2 separate regions of the Mus musculus genome follow, and region 1 is linked to region 2. Evidence: chromatin loops called from intact Hi-C (ENCODE). Cell type or tissue: heart. All regions are shown on one strand. Links, peaks and the distances in the headings refer to the core of each region. The heading gives the core; the rest is flanking DNA.

What was found. A loop is a pair of places that touch in the nucleus more often than their neighbours do. Peaks named below come from ENCODE experiments on the same cell type or tissue, not always from the same donor. Only the 100,000 strongest peaks of a DNase experiment are listed, where the experiment ranks them.
Region 1: it touches region 2 in a loop (2.5-fold over the local background); 3 of 42 quality-filtered maps call a loop at or near these places.

What each region holds. Positions count from the first base shown.
Region 1 is chr5:24,421,222-24,427,030 of GRCm38, forward strand. It overlaps Slc4a2 (solute carrier family 4 (anion exchanger), member 2), which reads left to right and starts at 4,011. Exons shown (of 23, transcript NM_009207.3): 1 at 4,011-4,214. Cdk5 (cyclin-dependent kinase 5) reads right to left here and starts at 2,343. Exons shown (of 12, transcript NM_007668.4): 1 at 2,228-2,343; 2 at 1,577-1,665; 3 at 1,427-1,494; 4 at 1,277-1,337; 5 at 1,111-1,167. The coding sequence starts at 2,264. In heart, for the core only: a CTCF peak has its summit at 4,436; DNase peaks (open chromatin) are centred at 4,060, 5,090 and 5,680; H3K4me3 peaks cover 2,500 bases; H3K27ac peaks cover 2,421 bases.
Region 2 is chr5:24,573,638-24,581,825 of GRCm38, forward strand. It overlaps Abcf2 (ATP-binding cassette, sub-family F (GCN20), member 2), which reads right to left and starts at 3,830. Exons shown (of 14, transcript NM_013853.2): 1 at 3,710-3,830; 2 at 2,882-3,090; 3 at 530-742; 4 at 1-139. The coding sequence starts at 3,050. It also overlaps the pseudogene Gm10221. In heart, for the core only: CTCF peaks have their summits at 4,121 and 4,910 (motif pointing left); DNase peaks (open chromatin) are centred at 3,894 and 4,764; H3K4me3 peaks cover 1,667 bases; H3K27ac peaks cover 1,682 bases.

The DNA of each region.
Region 1 (5,809 bases), core at 3,233-5,732, 150 kb before region 2:
GTTTACACAGAGGGATTCTCTGTGTAGCCCTGGCTGTCCTGGAACTCCATCTATAGATCAGGCTGGCCTTGACCTCAGAGATGCACCTGCTGCTGCCTCCCAAGTGCCGGAGTTAAAGACTAGCACCCCCACACCCAGCTTGGCAAGTGCTCTTAACAACTGAGCTATCTTTTCAGCCTTTCATCTAGTTACTTTTGAGAATCTGCACTGCGGGCACTGGAGGGATGTGTGGGAGTACAACAGTAACCAAACTGTCCTTGCTTCTCACAGCTTCCTGGTGGACCTTCCTGTATTTCCAGTCCATGTTGGTCTCCCCTACATAGCTGCAATTGGGTACACACACCATAAGCATCAACATAAATACAAAGTTCAGTATTACTCAGGACCCACTTCTGGTGGGACCTGGGCCAAGGCATTGGTTTTAGGCCTAGAATAGTGACTGGTACACAGCAAAACCTTCAGCAAATACTTATTATGTTGGCTTCTCTCTCTCTTTCTCTAAGATTTACTTTATTTAAAAATTACGTACGTATGTGTATACATCCATGCATGCACATGTGTGTCAAGGGGAGGAGGGTGTGCACATGAGTGCAGGTGCCCTTGAAGGCCAAAAGTGGGTACTAGATCCCCTGGGTCTGGAGTTACAGGTGGTTGTGAGCTACATCAGTTGGGTGCTAGAAACTGAATTCACATCATCAGGAAGAGTAGCCATCTGTCCAATCCCTTTTGTCTTGATTTTGCTTTGATGTTTAAGACAAGGCCCTGCTTTGTATCTCTGGCTAGTCTTAAACTTGAGATGGCCCTGCCTCAGCCTTATGAGTGCTCAAGTTAGAAGTATGGGGCACTATGCAGGCCCGGGATTTGTTGAATGCAGGAGATAGTCTCTCCTGTGTCTCATCTCTGGAGTGCAAATGACATCATTGAAATCAGATACTGTCTGTGCAAATCAAAGGCAATCACATAAATAACGTTCACCAAGGCAAGTAGTCCTTGGTAGGCAGAAACAGGGTTCCCCTGGTACCCCAGCGCCCCAACCTGGCAGTCAAAGAGTGCTGATATTTATATAGGCATACCCAGGTGCCACAAATCCCTAGACATCTTTCCTCTCACCTTCACAATCTCAGGGTCCAGGTCACCATTGCAGCTGTCGAAATATTTCTTCAGGTCCTAAATAGAGGTTGCAGTGAGGAGAAGAGGACCGAGTTCAACCTTAGTCTGGACTCCTATACCCTCCCATGATAAATATGCCCCGCCCCCCCCCAAGCCCCTCTTTCACCTGATCACAGAACTCAAAAACCAGTGTCAGCTTCTTGTCACTATGCAGGACATCATGAAGCCTAGGGAAAATGAAAGGCTTAGCCACATCTCCAAGTTGGCCTCTAACATCCCAATACCAGCCCAGTCTAATAAGGAGGTTCTATCCTACCTGACAATGTTTTTGTGCTTCAGTTCTTTGAGTAGACAGATCTCCCGGAGGGCTGAACTTGGCACACCCTACAACATGCAAGGGGGTAATAGTTACACGAAACCCAAGACAGACTTTAGACCCCCCCTCCCTCCCAGGCCCTAGGCCTACCTCATCGTCATCATCCAGCCTGACACGCTTCAGAGCCACAATCTCATGAGTTTCCCGGTTTTTAGCCTTGAACACAGTTCCATAGGTGCCTAGAGGAAGGTTGGGGGTGAGGGAGAGGATCCTTCTCAATATCTTAGTGTGTAAGGGTAAGTTCTCAGGGCAAAGGCCAGATGTGGAGTAGTTTTGTGAGTGAGGATGCCAAGGAGAAGGTGCCTAAAATAACTCAAGGCTTCAGCTGCAGGGAGAATCTGCCATAAACTCCCGGGTCGGGGGTAGGGTCGGGGGGTATCGAGGAGTCACCTAGGGGAGGAACGAAGGCCTGCAAAAATGTTAAGGTTGGAGGTTCTGCAATGAATTGAAGCAGGAATCCCAGGTGAGGTTTGCAAGTGATGCTGGGGCTAGGGACGAGAAATGCAGGAAGTGCCGCGGTTAGGAAGGCTGGTCCACAGAGATTGCTAAGGCTAAGAGCAAGAGTTTGCCGCAGATGCTAACACAGGGTTCGTTTCTGCACTGGGTGAGGGACTCAGCGGCCAGGGCTTTTGGCTAGTGCTGAGGTCGGAGCCTGCCGGTATAGCTGACGGTAAGGGAGCTGGGACTGCAAGTAGGGTCTTCAGAAAAAGACCTTGCAGGAACATCTCGTGGTTCCATTACCTTCCCCAATCTTCTCCAGTTTCTCGTATTTCTGCATTGCAGCGGCCGCGGGGACCCCTGCGGGCCCTCGGTTCTAAGACTCCCGGCCCTGGCGTTGCAGAGGAGGTGGTACTCACAGCTCCAGCCCCGCCCACCTGCTCACCACGCACTGGCATCTGGGACTTGTAGTCCCGGGGAAGCCATAGTTCCCAAGAATGCCTGTGGCGGAGGACACGCGGACTACAAAGTCCAACAGGCTGCGCTCGGGCTCTCTGCAGCGATCAACTCCAGGGACTCGTTTCCATCGCGGAGGCAAACCTTAAACTTCAACTCCCAGGAAGCATCGCGTGTCGGGCGTCTCCGCCAAGGCGCGGAGGCTCCCAGTGTGCCCCGCTCTTGTTATTATTCCTTTTCTGTGCTCACAGCCTTCCAGAAAAGGGCCTCTCCGGGACTACGCGTTCCAGAATACAGTGAGGGTGGGGGTGGGGTGCTCTCTGCTTGAAGTTTGCGTTTGACGGCCTAGATCCCGAGCGCTGTTGGCCCGGCTCTGACCTGGTTGGGTGTTTTGAGTCACCAGCGACCTCCTGACAGCTTCAGCACTAGTTTTCACCTCTCCTAGGCCACCTGGTGACCCCAGGACTGATTGGGGAATGATTCTGAGCGATGTCTTACTGCTGATGACCTCACAGGGACCAGCTGACCACAGGGCTGGGCAGCGAGACAGGTGTGCCCCGTTAGAGTCTGGATTTGAGTGGAAGGACACACGCCAGAGTCCCCTCTTTCTGCTGGGCCCATTTTATCGTCTCGAAACCCACCGGACTCCAGCGGCTCCACTTTGACATGCCGAGGCCAGCTGACTGGAGCCTGGGTGTCCCCCAGATCCCAGTCTTCAGAGCAGGCCCACTGGAGTCAGCCAGGGTGTGGCCCACGAAGACTGGCAGGTCAGTTACTTCCCTCAACAGACAAGACCACAGACAGTTGCTACACTTGGAGCAAGCAGCCTTTACCTCATCCTATAAAGGAGTTGATTATAGATTTTCTTGCACTACTCTCTAATTGTCTCATGATTGCATTCTTGAGGGCTGTGAACCGGGCGAAAATGGCCCCAAACAGCATTCCTCAGCGCGGAACCAGAGTAGGCGCTAACCGTTTGTCAATTAACTCACTTAAATCTGAGTGCTTTTGCATAAACAATATTGTGATTTACCCACGTGGCAGACTGAAGACGCATAAAGTGTATTCTTTATCTGAAATAATTGATAACTTAGTTGAGAAAACATGATGACACGCAAGGGTCTTTCAAATAGAGGTGTCAGCTATGAATAGGTTTCCATTTAGCCCGGAGGTAGTTCTAGCGAAAGGGAGGAATCTTCAACAAGTTGTCTTGTTTTCCATCAGTTCAGGGTCTTGGCCACCCAACCCCACCCACTCATTACTCCACATTCGCCTGCCACCCGTTCTCTCAAGCAGACACCGGGGCTTTCTTGGTGTTTCAGTGGTGTTATTTGGGCGGGGGCTCTGCAGAACCTTAACGTCAAAAAATCTGTAGTTCGACTCCCTGCATCTCAATTTCCTGGCCTACTCCACGCCCTCGATCCCCAACGTAAAGCTGGCTTCTTTCCTCACAGAGGTGGCTCACTAAAGCTAAGAGAAGGCGAGCCCGGAGCTTCGCCGCGGGTGGCGGGGGGGGGGGAACAGCCGGAAGGCCGCGCCGGCGGTGTCGGCGGTGTCGGGCTGTGCCTGGGAGCGCGCCCCCGCCGCGGAGGCTCAGCGTCCGCTTTCCGCCTCTCAGCTAGCCGCGCCGGGGGCGCGCACGGCGCGCTGCGGGGGGCGCGCACGCTGGAGGCTGGCCTGCCCGCAGCGCGGGGGAAAGTTGAGTTGGGAGAAGTTGGGAGCGGCGGGGGCGCGCCCCGGGGTGGGCACCGGGAAATCGTCGGGAGCGCGCGAGGGTTCCGGAGGATCAGGGGAGACCCGGAGACCCCCGGGACACGAAATCTAGAGCTAGCGGGTAAGCAGTTAGGTGGCGGAGAGGGAGGGTGAGGGCCGCGGAGGGGGGGGGGGGACTGGAGACTCGGGCGCCGAGGGAGTGGAACTGGAGGAAAGGGCGGGGACTGGGGCGCAGGGAGCGAGGTTTTAGGGAGAAGGATGGGGAGGCGAGTGGGAGTACGGGTCGGAAGCGAGATTCCGTGGTCCGCCTCTTAAGAGTTACCTAAAGCCAAGGTGCCGCGCCCCCTGTCACCAGGAGCGGGTAGTCTCAGGGAGCTACTGCCTTCAGCTCGCTCTCCCACTCCCGTGAGGGTTCCAGACGACCCTGTGCCCCAGAAACTCGCCACTTTGTGGGTTGCCTGGGACCGCAACTCCTCGGATCTCGGGATTGAGAGATGGAGCCATGAAAAGGGTTGGCGGGTCAGGTCAGGACAAGAGGTCAGACAGAAGGGGGAGCAGCTGGGTGAGGGTGGGAAGGACAAGCCTGAAGTTTGAGTCCTAGGGGACTGCCTTCTCTTCTGTAGGGAACTCCTTGCTTGGGTGTGGAGGGAGCGCTGCTTCAAATCTGGGTCCGTTTTATCAAACTCTCTCCGCCCCCCACCAGCCCCACAGCCAAGAGCTGTGGAATGTACGAATTCACTTGGGGAATGGTTAATGCTCGAGTGGGGGTCCGGACTGCTAATCCCTTGGGCTGGGGGAGAGACACTAATCCTTCGGGCCCGTCGGGGCTGGTCCGGGGAATGTGCCCCCACTAGGATTATCGGTACCGATGCTCTGGACAGAGGCTGCTTTGTATTCTACGACAGCAGGGAGGGGGGCATGGGTAGAGGGAGGAGGGCTTGGTGGTGAAACACACTGAGGGCAAAGCCTGGAGGTGGGAGTGAGCACCTGCAGGTGGTGAACACAGATTCCCTATACCCCCCTAGACCAGGTCCCCTCCCTCACACCTCTCCCCCACACTGACAGGCCCTGGCTGAAGGCCTGCTTAGGGGGGAGGTGGAAAGAGCAGTCAGCTGAGTTGGAGTTCTTGCCAGGAATGTGTGGCCCAGACTCCCCACCCTGGGCTGATCCCCCCAGACCTCTGTTATTTGACCCCATCTCATTGCCAAGGTAGCCATAAATCAGGCAACCACACATCGGCAGCACACCTGAGCAGCTTAGCATTGTTACCTTTAGAGAGCATTGGGTGTGCCCTCAGTGTGCATGGGCACCCCAGTTTGCACTGGTTGGGTTCCCTCTACCCCCATCACAGCTCACAACCTACAGTCATCGTCAGGAGGGCTGTCCTGCCGTCCTGCCACTCAGATTTTCCTGGCCCAGGGCTAGGGAGGGAAGGAATAGAGAGACTGCCCCCTCAGGGTTTCTGTGCCCACCCCCTTGACGATGTCACGTGCCCCTCCCCCATTATAAGCTCGCTGTCCAGCTTCTCCGTTCTTCCTACTGAGTGAGTGGAGCTGGGTTCCTGTTCTGCACTGGGGAGGCTGTTTCTGTCTTATGTCTAGGGTGGTAGTCCTGCTGGCCTGCCTGCCTTTGGGGAGCACCCCCTCCGTACTTGCAGGCCCTCTGCTCTCCCTTTTGGGTTCTCTCCAAAGTTCTTTCTAGTCCTCCTTTCTGTTT
Region 2 (8,188 bases), core at 3,161-5,660:
CGCTCTGTGTCCACCTCCATCACACACTGCAAGGGTGTTTTTTCGCTAGGAGGCATCTCACGAGTCAGATGGTAGATGTCGATGTGCTCTGGGATGGGCACTTCACGTTTCCCAATAGCCGAGAGCAGCATGGACTTTCCTAAGAGGGTGACAGGCGACACTAAGCCCCTTCACCGCCACTCTTTGGCACCTGTTCCTAACAGGCAGTCACTGGCTCACTCTCAGGCTCTCCTTCCCAGCTTCCCTTCAAGTCTAATCTTACTGTGCCTGTGAAATCCTGTTCATTTACAAAGGCTTCTTCACACCACCACTCCTCACCCTCACTCCCCCACCAACCTCTCTATAGCACCTTCTGTCAAAAACTCCCATGGTACCTGCTACACACAGCTGTGTCATAAGCCCCATGTCTCCAGCATGTCTGGTCCCCCACTCATGGGATAAAGTTCTTGCTTTGTTAGTGCTAAACACATAGTGAGTAACAGGCAAACCAAGAAAGAAACCTCCTCCACCTGACCCCCAAGGGCCTCACCAATTCCATTTAAGCCAATGAGGCCATAGCGCCGGCCTGAGTTTAATTCCAGTTTGGTGTCGCTGAGCAGCTCTTGACCATGAAAGGTAAGGGAGAGGTTGATAATGTGGACATCAGTACTGTTGGGGTGAGAAGCCAGGACACCGGTGACAGCTCGAGCAGCAGCTTTCTTCATCTCAAAGTCCTCCAGCTCCTTGGTCAGCAAATCTACTTCTGGGGCAAAAGTGGAATTTGGGAAGGGTCAGTCAGACAGACTCAGATCTGGGACCAATAGGCAAACTCCACAGGACCTGAGCTCAGGTCATGCGAAGCAGATTCAGAGTTCGGAGGGCTTTACACAGTGCCATGACACAGACTAGCCTGACACCCTGCTTTCACAGACAGGCTTTTCTCAGCAGCCCTTTTGAGTCTATGCTCTCTCCTACCACTTCACTTTCCTCCACTGTTTCCCCCTTCACCATCTTCCATAGCTCTGGCCATGGATAAAGCTTCCCCATGGCCTAACTTGATCACACTAGCTGCCTTCTAGAATCTTATTTTGGGGACAATTCCTACCACTTGACATTTCTTCATCTGTTTAGTGCATCTATGGTGACTCTCTCTCTCTTTCCCTCCCTTTCTCTCTCTCTCTCTCTCTCTCTCTCTCTCACACACACACACACACACACACACACACACACCTCAAAACACAGTCCCTCAAATAAGAATCAACAGCTGCAATGACTAAAGTAGACATAAGTAACACTGCAAAATGACATGGGATAGCAAATGGGAACACAATCATGTGTGTAAACCTCAAGTTTGCACAAGAACTTAACGTGTAAAAGGACAATACCATGTGTGGTAAGATTCAAAGGGCAGTGAGCAGTCTACATGCAGCAGAAGGACTGTGCAGCTTTCCTGGGCAGTGAAGACAGGGTTAGACTGGGATGGTTGTTATCATACACTGCAATGTTTGCCCATGTCACAGTTAACTTAGCTGTCAACTTCACATAAACCTGGCAAGAGGAACCTCAACAGAAGAACTGCCTCATCAGGCTGGCCAATGACCATGTCTAGGGCATTTTCTTAATTTCTAATGAATGCAGAGGGTCCAGTGTAGGCAGTGAAGTCTTTAGCTGAGTGGGTCTGTGCTACATAAGCAAGCTAGTTGATGCCTGGTGTAGTGGCCCATGCCTTTAATTCCAGCACTCCAGAGGAAGAAGCAGGAGAATTTCTGAGTTCAAGGCCAGCTGGTCTACAAAGCAAGTTCCAGGACAGCCAGGGTGGTTACAGAGAAACTGTCTTGAAAAACAAAACAAAAGTCCTTGCCTGACTTCCCTCAAAAATGGACCTGGGAAGCTGGGTAGTGGTGGTGGCGCACGCCTTTAATCCCAGCACTCGGGAGGCAGAGGCAGGTGGATTTCTGAGTTTGAGGCCATCCTGGTCTACAAAGTGAGTTCCAGGACAGCCAGGGCTGTCTCGAAAAAAAAAAACAAAAACAACAAAAAAAGGACCTGGGAATATAAGAAGAAATGAACTTTTTCCTCTCAAGTTAATTTTAGTCAGAGTGTTCTGTCAGAGCAAGAGAGAAAGAAATAATAAAATAAATTTTCTGAGAGCAAACTATGTTTACAGTGTGAGTGAGTAGCTTATTTAATATGGAAAAATGCTACAATAAATCCCCTAAACCTAAGTAACAAAACCATAAATATATTATCAGAAAAATTACATGAAGATATATAACAATATGTTACACATTACTCATTGGTATAATCACTATCCCTGTGACATTAAGAGTACCATATGAGCCAGGGATGGTGGCTCACACCTTTAATCCCGGCAGCTAGGAGGCAGGGGCAGGTGGATCTCTCTATGATTTCAAGCAAGTCTAGTCTACAGAGTTCCAGGACAGCCAGGGTTACACAGAGAAACCCTTCTATCTCCAAACATCTGCCTCCCCCCCCAGAAAAGACAGCACCATATGGTAGAGCCTGTATACTCACCACCATAGGTAGGAAGAAAAACAGGAAATAGTACAAGTTGCCTTCCCTTTTATTGTCTACTGCAGCACCAACCAAGGTAGATCAAAAACTCCCATCTGTGTTTGCCACTTGAATTCAGTTTCCTTCATCAGTAACAAGTTTTAACTCTATGGGTGTGGGTGTCACCAAAAAGTTTCATGGCATATAAAGACATGTGTCTGTGGGTGCTTTACTCTGTTTAAAAAGATGGGGATGTGAGGACAGCCTGGCCTCAAACCTTCATCTTTTTACCTTAGCCTCCCAAATGCTGGAATTAAAGGCCTATGCATCTGCATCCAGATTCTGATCTTGGCTTCGAAAACCAGCTCAGGAAACTCACCCAACCTACCTCCATCTCCTGTGGTCTCTCTGCCATTGGCCTCCTCGATTTTCTCTTCTGCCACCTGAGGTTCTGTGACAGCATCTCCATTTTCTTCATGTCCCTTTCTGGGTCGCTGTCGGGCTTTGGCAGCCTCCTTCTTTTTGGCTGCCTTCTTCTTGGCCAGGTCGGAAGGCATGGTGATGAGCCACAGGGGTAGTTACAGTCCTTTCAGGAGTCTGAAGAAAAGCAAACAGATACTCCAAAATTCTAAACTTACAGGTAAGAATGTCTGAGTGCTATCCCATCCCTCCTTGGAATTTTCCTATCAAGCCTGTGGTGCCCAACTCTTGTCCCCGCCAACTTTGTCCGGGCTTCTCACACTCTCTCGACCGCTCCTCCAGCCTCATCTCCTCCCTTGGGGTTCGCGCGCCAATCCCCACCGCCGGCTTCACTCGGATGCGCTCTTCCCCCAGGGCCTTAGTGAGGGACCGCTCTGCCCCTCGTCTCCAGTTTCCGAACTTGGCGCTCGCGCACCTCTGCCAGCCGCCTCCTTTTCGGTTCTTCGCCAGGAGTTCGTCCCGGACCTCCCTTCCGTCCCTCTCATCCACCCCACCGACTGCGGCGCGGTTTCTCTCCCGGAACCACGAGTCCTCCCCAGCGGGTCCCTAAGGGTCTCTGCGCTCGCTGCCCCTAACCTCCCCCACACCCCGCTCGCCGGCGTCTCTGCCTGGGCCAGTTCTTTTCCCTTTCGGCCCTTTCCATTCCGACCCTGAGCTCCCTTCCGCTTCTCCTCCCGCTTCCTGCTCACGGGTCCACACTCTCCTCCCCTCCGGCGCCCCTTCCCCCTCAACTCACGGGGCCTCGCCGCTCGGCCTCTGTCGCAACAGAGCTGCTCCTTGAGCTCCTCCGCGTGCGGCCGGCTCCCCAACCAATCACGGCCCCGGGCGGCCCTTGGCGCGCTGCCGCGAGGGCTTCTGGAAAATGTAGTTCTCAAATCGTAAGAACTTAGGGCGGGACTCTCCTCCGGAACTACCACGATTCCCAGGTGTTGCGCCGTTCTAGTGACGGCATCAGAACGCGCGATGATTCTGGTTGGGGGAGGATTAGAGTCCAAGAGGCCCGTCCTACCAAGCCGGTTTGAAGAACTGAAAACTGCAAATCCCAGATTGCTCCTCGGAGAGGTGGGCTGGTCTCCCAAAGGATACCCCACCCCTAGCAGATAAATTTACCAGGCTGCTCTACTGGTTTAACCAGCAGGAAGTGCGACTAAGCTTCCCGGCCAGCGTCCTAAGAGTGCGAGACCAAACAATGAGAGAAGAGAGTTAGAAGGTGGAGGGGAAAGAAGAGCGAGTTGCTGCTGGGCAGGTGGCTCTGAAAGTGAGGTAACCCTTTGTAGACCACGCCAACAGAACTCTGTTCGAGAAAGGCATCCTCGTCTCATGGAACCGAAATTGAGAGCCTCGTCCATCGCTAACGAAACTTTTTGAAAGTGCCAGACGCTGTGCTGAACCTTGGTATCTTAGTCAAGAGTTTCTGGGTTCCACCAGAGCCATGCGAATGTGGTGGAAAAATCTAAAGTATAGGACCACTTTGCTGAGTTTAGCTCTATGGACACTTAGTTGTGACTTGTTTCATTTCCTTTGAGTCTCACTGTCTAAAATCTAAAGCAGACTTAGTGTTAGGAACATTATAAACTAGATCTGTAGCCTCATACACAAAACAACTCTACGACCCTTGCTTGCTACCTGTCCAGGGTCCTGTCCACTGGTGTGTCATCACTGATGACACAGAAGGAAGCAAACTTAGTGCCCCTGAGTGCATTCTCAGAAAGTGACCCCCTTTTCCTCTAAGGTCACCATGTTGCCAAGCTAAATAGAAATTAGGCGTGAAGATCATTGAGGGTGGACATCACAAGTAGCTTCAGAGCCTGCCCCCTGTGTCTTTGGCAGCACACTAATTTTAAGATGAAAACGGGCTAAAGAGATGGCTCAGCAGTTAAGAGCACTGACTGCTCTACTAGAGATCCTGAGTTCAATTCCCAGCAACCACATGGTGGCTCACAACCATCTGTAATGAGATCTGATGCCCTCTTCTGGTGTGTCTGAAGACAGCTACAGTGTACTCATACACATAGATAAATAAATGAAAGAAAAGGGAGGAAGGTAAAAGGAGGCTTTGTAACACACACACACACACACAGCTTTAAAAAAAAAAAAAAAGAAAAAAGAAAAGAAAAAGGAAATCCAAATGGGCCTGCCAATCGCCTAAACAGGAAACTGCGGCTGCTAAGGAAGTTGTCTGTTTCAGAAACGAAGCACTAGTATAAAACCCATGTGACCATTGTCCATTCCCACCAATGAGAAACATTTTCTTGGTCCATTGTCCACCTCTGCCTTTGAGGGTGTCCTCATTTTACTCTATGGTAAACTCTGTCTTCATTACTCAGTGCCTCATTGGAATTTATTCAACAGAGATGGCAATGACTGGAAAGCCTAAGGGAGTCTGAATAAGATCCCTGTAAGACACAAAACACTAATCTCACCTCTCTCCCCCAACAGTAGAAGCAGTTCTCCTCTGCTAGAATTTAGAGTTCAGAGTTAAGCCATTTAAATACCACTGACCATGTTCCTAGAATAACCTCCACCAGTTGAGTAGTTCTATTGATATTTCACACAATTGACATGAGCATACACAGATTACAAAGTAGCAAGGAACTTTATTCAAAGGCCAAGTAATATCACAGATGAGAAATGCAGTCAGTCTTGACCACAGGGCACATGAGTGAGTGTCCTCGAGTCTGATGCTTCATTTCATGAAGTCTAAGGAAAAGAGAGGCTGCTTACTACAGAGGGTAATACGAGTGGTTCTCTATTGTAACAGACAGATTTGACTTACATAAGCTTTTGCTCACTACATGCGTCCTGTCCCATGATGCATTCAATCTTTAAAATTGTACTTAATTATTATTATTATTAATTATTGCTATACCACTTGCACATTGATGTCAGACAATAGCAATTTATTGAATTGATTCTGTCCTTCAATCAGGATCAAACTCGGGTAATCAAGCTTTGTTGGCAAGAGTTTTGTTGTTGTTGTTCGGTTTTTAACCTGCTAAGCTATCTTACGAACCCTTTAAAATGTCTTATTTATTTGTGTGTGTGGTGTATGTTCATGTATCTATGAGTCTGTGCACCCATTTGTGTGTGGAAGCCAAAGGAGGATTTTCAGTGTTCTGTTTTGTCACCCTTTGCCTTATTCCCTTGAGAAAAGGTCTCTCACTGAACCTGGAGCTAGGCTGGCAGCCAGCAATCCTCCTGCCTCCACACCACCCTTCATAGCACTAAGGTTACAGCCATATGATCCTTTTTATATGAGCTCTGAGACTTTGAACTCAAGTCATGTTTACGTGGTAAGTGCTGTTAAATCCTGAGCCACGTCCGCAGACTTCTGCATCTGATTTATTTGTATGCAATCCCGAGTGTGCGTAGACACAGAATGATAATAGAATGTCAAAGGACACGGTTTCTCCTATTGCACATGCGCTGAAAACTAGTTCAGACCAGATTATCCCATCTCTTTTGTTTTCAGGATGTGTCCCAAGATGTGTTAAAATAGAAATGAGGTATTATCGAGGGGTCATTAAGGAATATAACTTATTGCCATTATTTAAAGTTGGCCGATACAGACTGGGTTCCCAGATTTTCAACAATGTCTCTGTGCATGGTATAGGCAGGTAGGGATTCTAGGCTGCCCAGTGAATTGTTAGAAGATTGATGGTCCGAACCAAGTGGAGTCTGAGGGTGCTGAGCTATGCTTGCCTGGCTTGTTACTAATCAAGCTCACATGGAGTTTCAGTATTTAGAAGTTACTCCTTGACTCCTGAGAAAGCTCTTAAGGATGAAGATTAAAAAGAGCATACACCAGCAGGGCAATGGTGGTGCACACCTTTAATCCCAGCACTCTTGGGATCCCTGTAAGTTCAAGGCCAGCCTGGTCTACAGAGAAAGTTCAAAGACTGCCAGGGCTACCCAGAGATCCTGTCTTAAAACAGAGATAGATAGATAGATAGATAGATAGATAGATAGATAGATAGACAGACAGACAGACAGACAGATAGATAGACAGACAGACAGACAGGGAACTCGCACTGGCTGCACAGAATGAGTTTTATTGTCATATCTCTACATATGTGATAACATGTATTATCATTCTTCTTCATTTTTCTTGTCCCACATCTTAACCCCTGCAACCTTTATGCTTTTTTATCTGTTTATATGCTTTGTGCCATGCTAAGGATTGAACTGAGGACCCTGTGTTTGCTCCACCTATATCTATGATTGAGCTTCCATCCCAGTACATCCACGTCCACACATAATTGGAGATGATCCTTGTAACTTGGCCTCCGAAGTAGACAAGATGACTGACATTATCAACCTGTGTGACCAGGGTTTGGTTTTTTTTTTCAGGATCTCGTATAGCCTATGCCTTTAACTGTATAGAGCAGGATGACCTTGAACTTGTGACCCTCCTATACCTCCCAAGTGCTGGGATTATGTGCACGAGATCCTATGCCCATGTTTATACATACTGGAGATCAAATCCAGGGTTCCATGATTACCAGACAATCCCTCTAACAACTGAGTCATCTCTAGCCCTCCTCTCTTTTTAAATTTAGATTTTAATACACGAAAAACTTAAATATTTGTCTTTCTTTTTTTTTAATTTATTATATGTAAGTATAAGTACACTGTAGCTGTCTTCAGACACTCCAGAAGAGGGCATCAGATTTCATTACGGATGGTTGTGAGCCACCATGTGGTTGCTGGGATTTGAACTCGGGACCTTTGGAAGAGCAGTCCGTGCTCTTAACCACTGAGCCATCTCGCCAGCCCCATATTTGTCTTTCTTTCTTTCTTTTTTTTTTTGTTTTTTTTGTTTTGTTTTGTTTTGTTTTTTTTGTTTTCAACACCTAGTATTTTATTCAGATAGCAGTCCTGTTACACATGGTCCAAGAACATTCAAATAAGAACTCAAATCAGAAGTTAAAGATTGGTCTTCAAACATCATAGCCAACAATGCCACGTTTGCCTATGATCTCTCCGATATAAAACCACATCCACACCTCAGTGGCCACCAAACCATTCAGCACAGCTTCCTTAACTGTAAGGTGTTTGAAGCTACCAGTTTTAGCACTTTGAATGATTTTTTTCACACTCTGAATAGCTGTAGGGATTTCAGCAGGGGTTGGGGGAACCAGCTCAACCTTGGCGTAGTGCCAAAATGTGGCCAATCGAGGCTTCGAGTAAGTCACGGCAGCGGCTACCATCGACG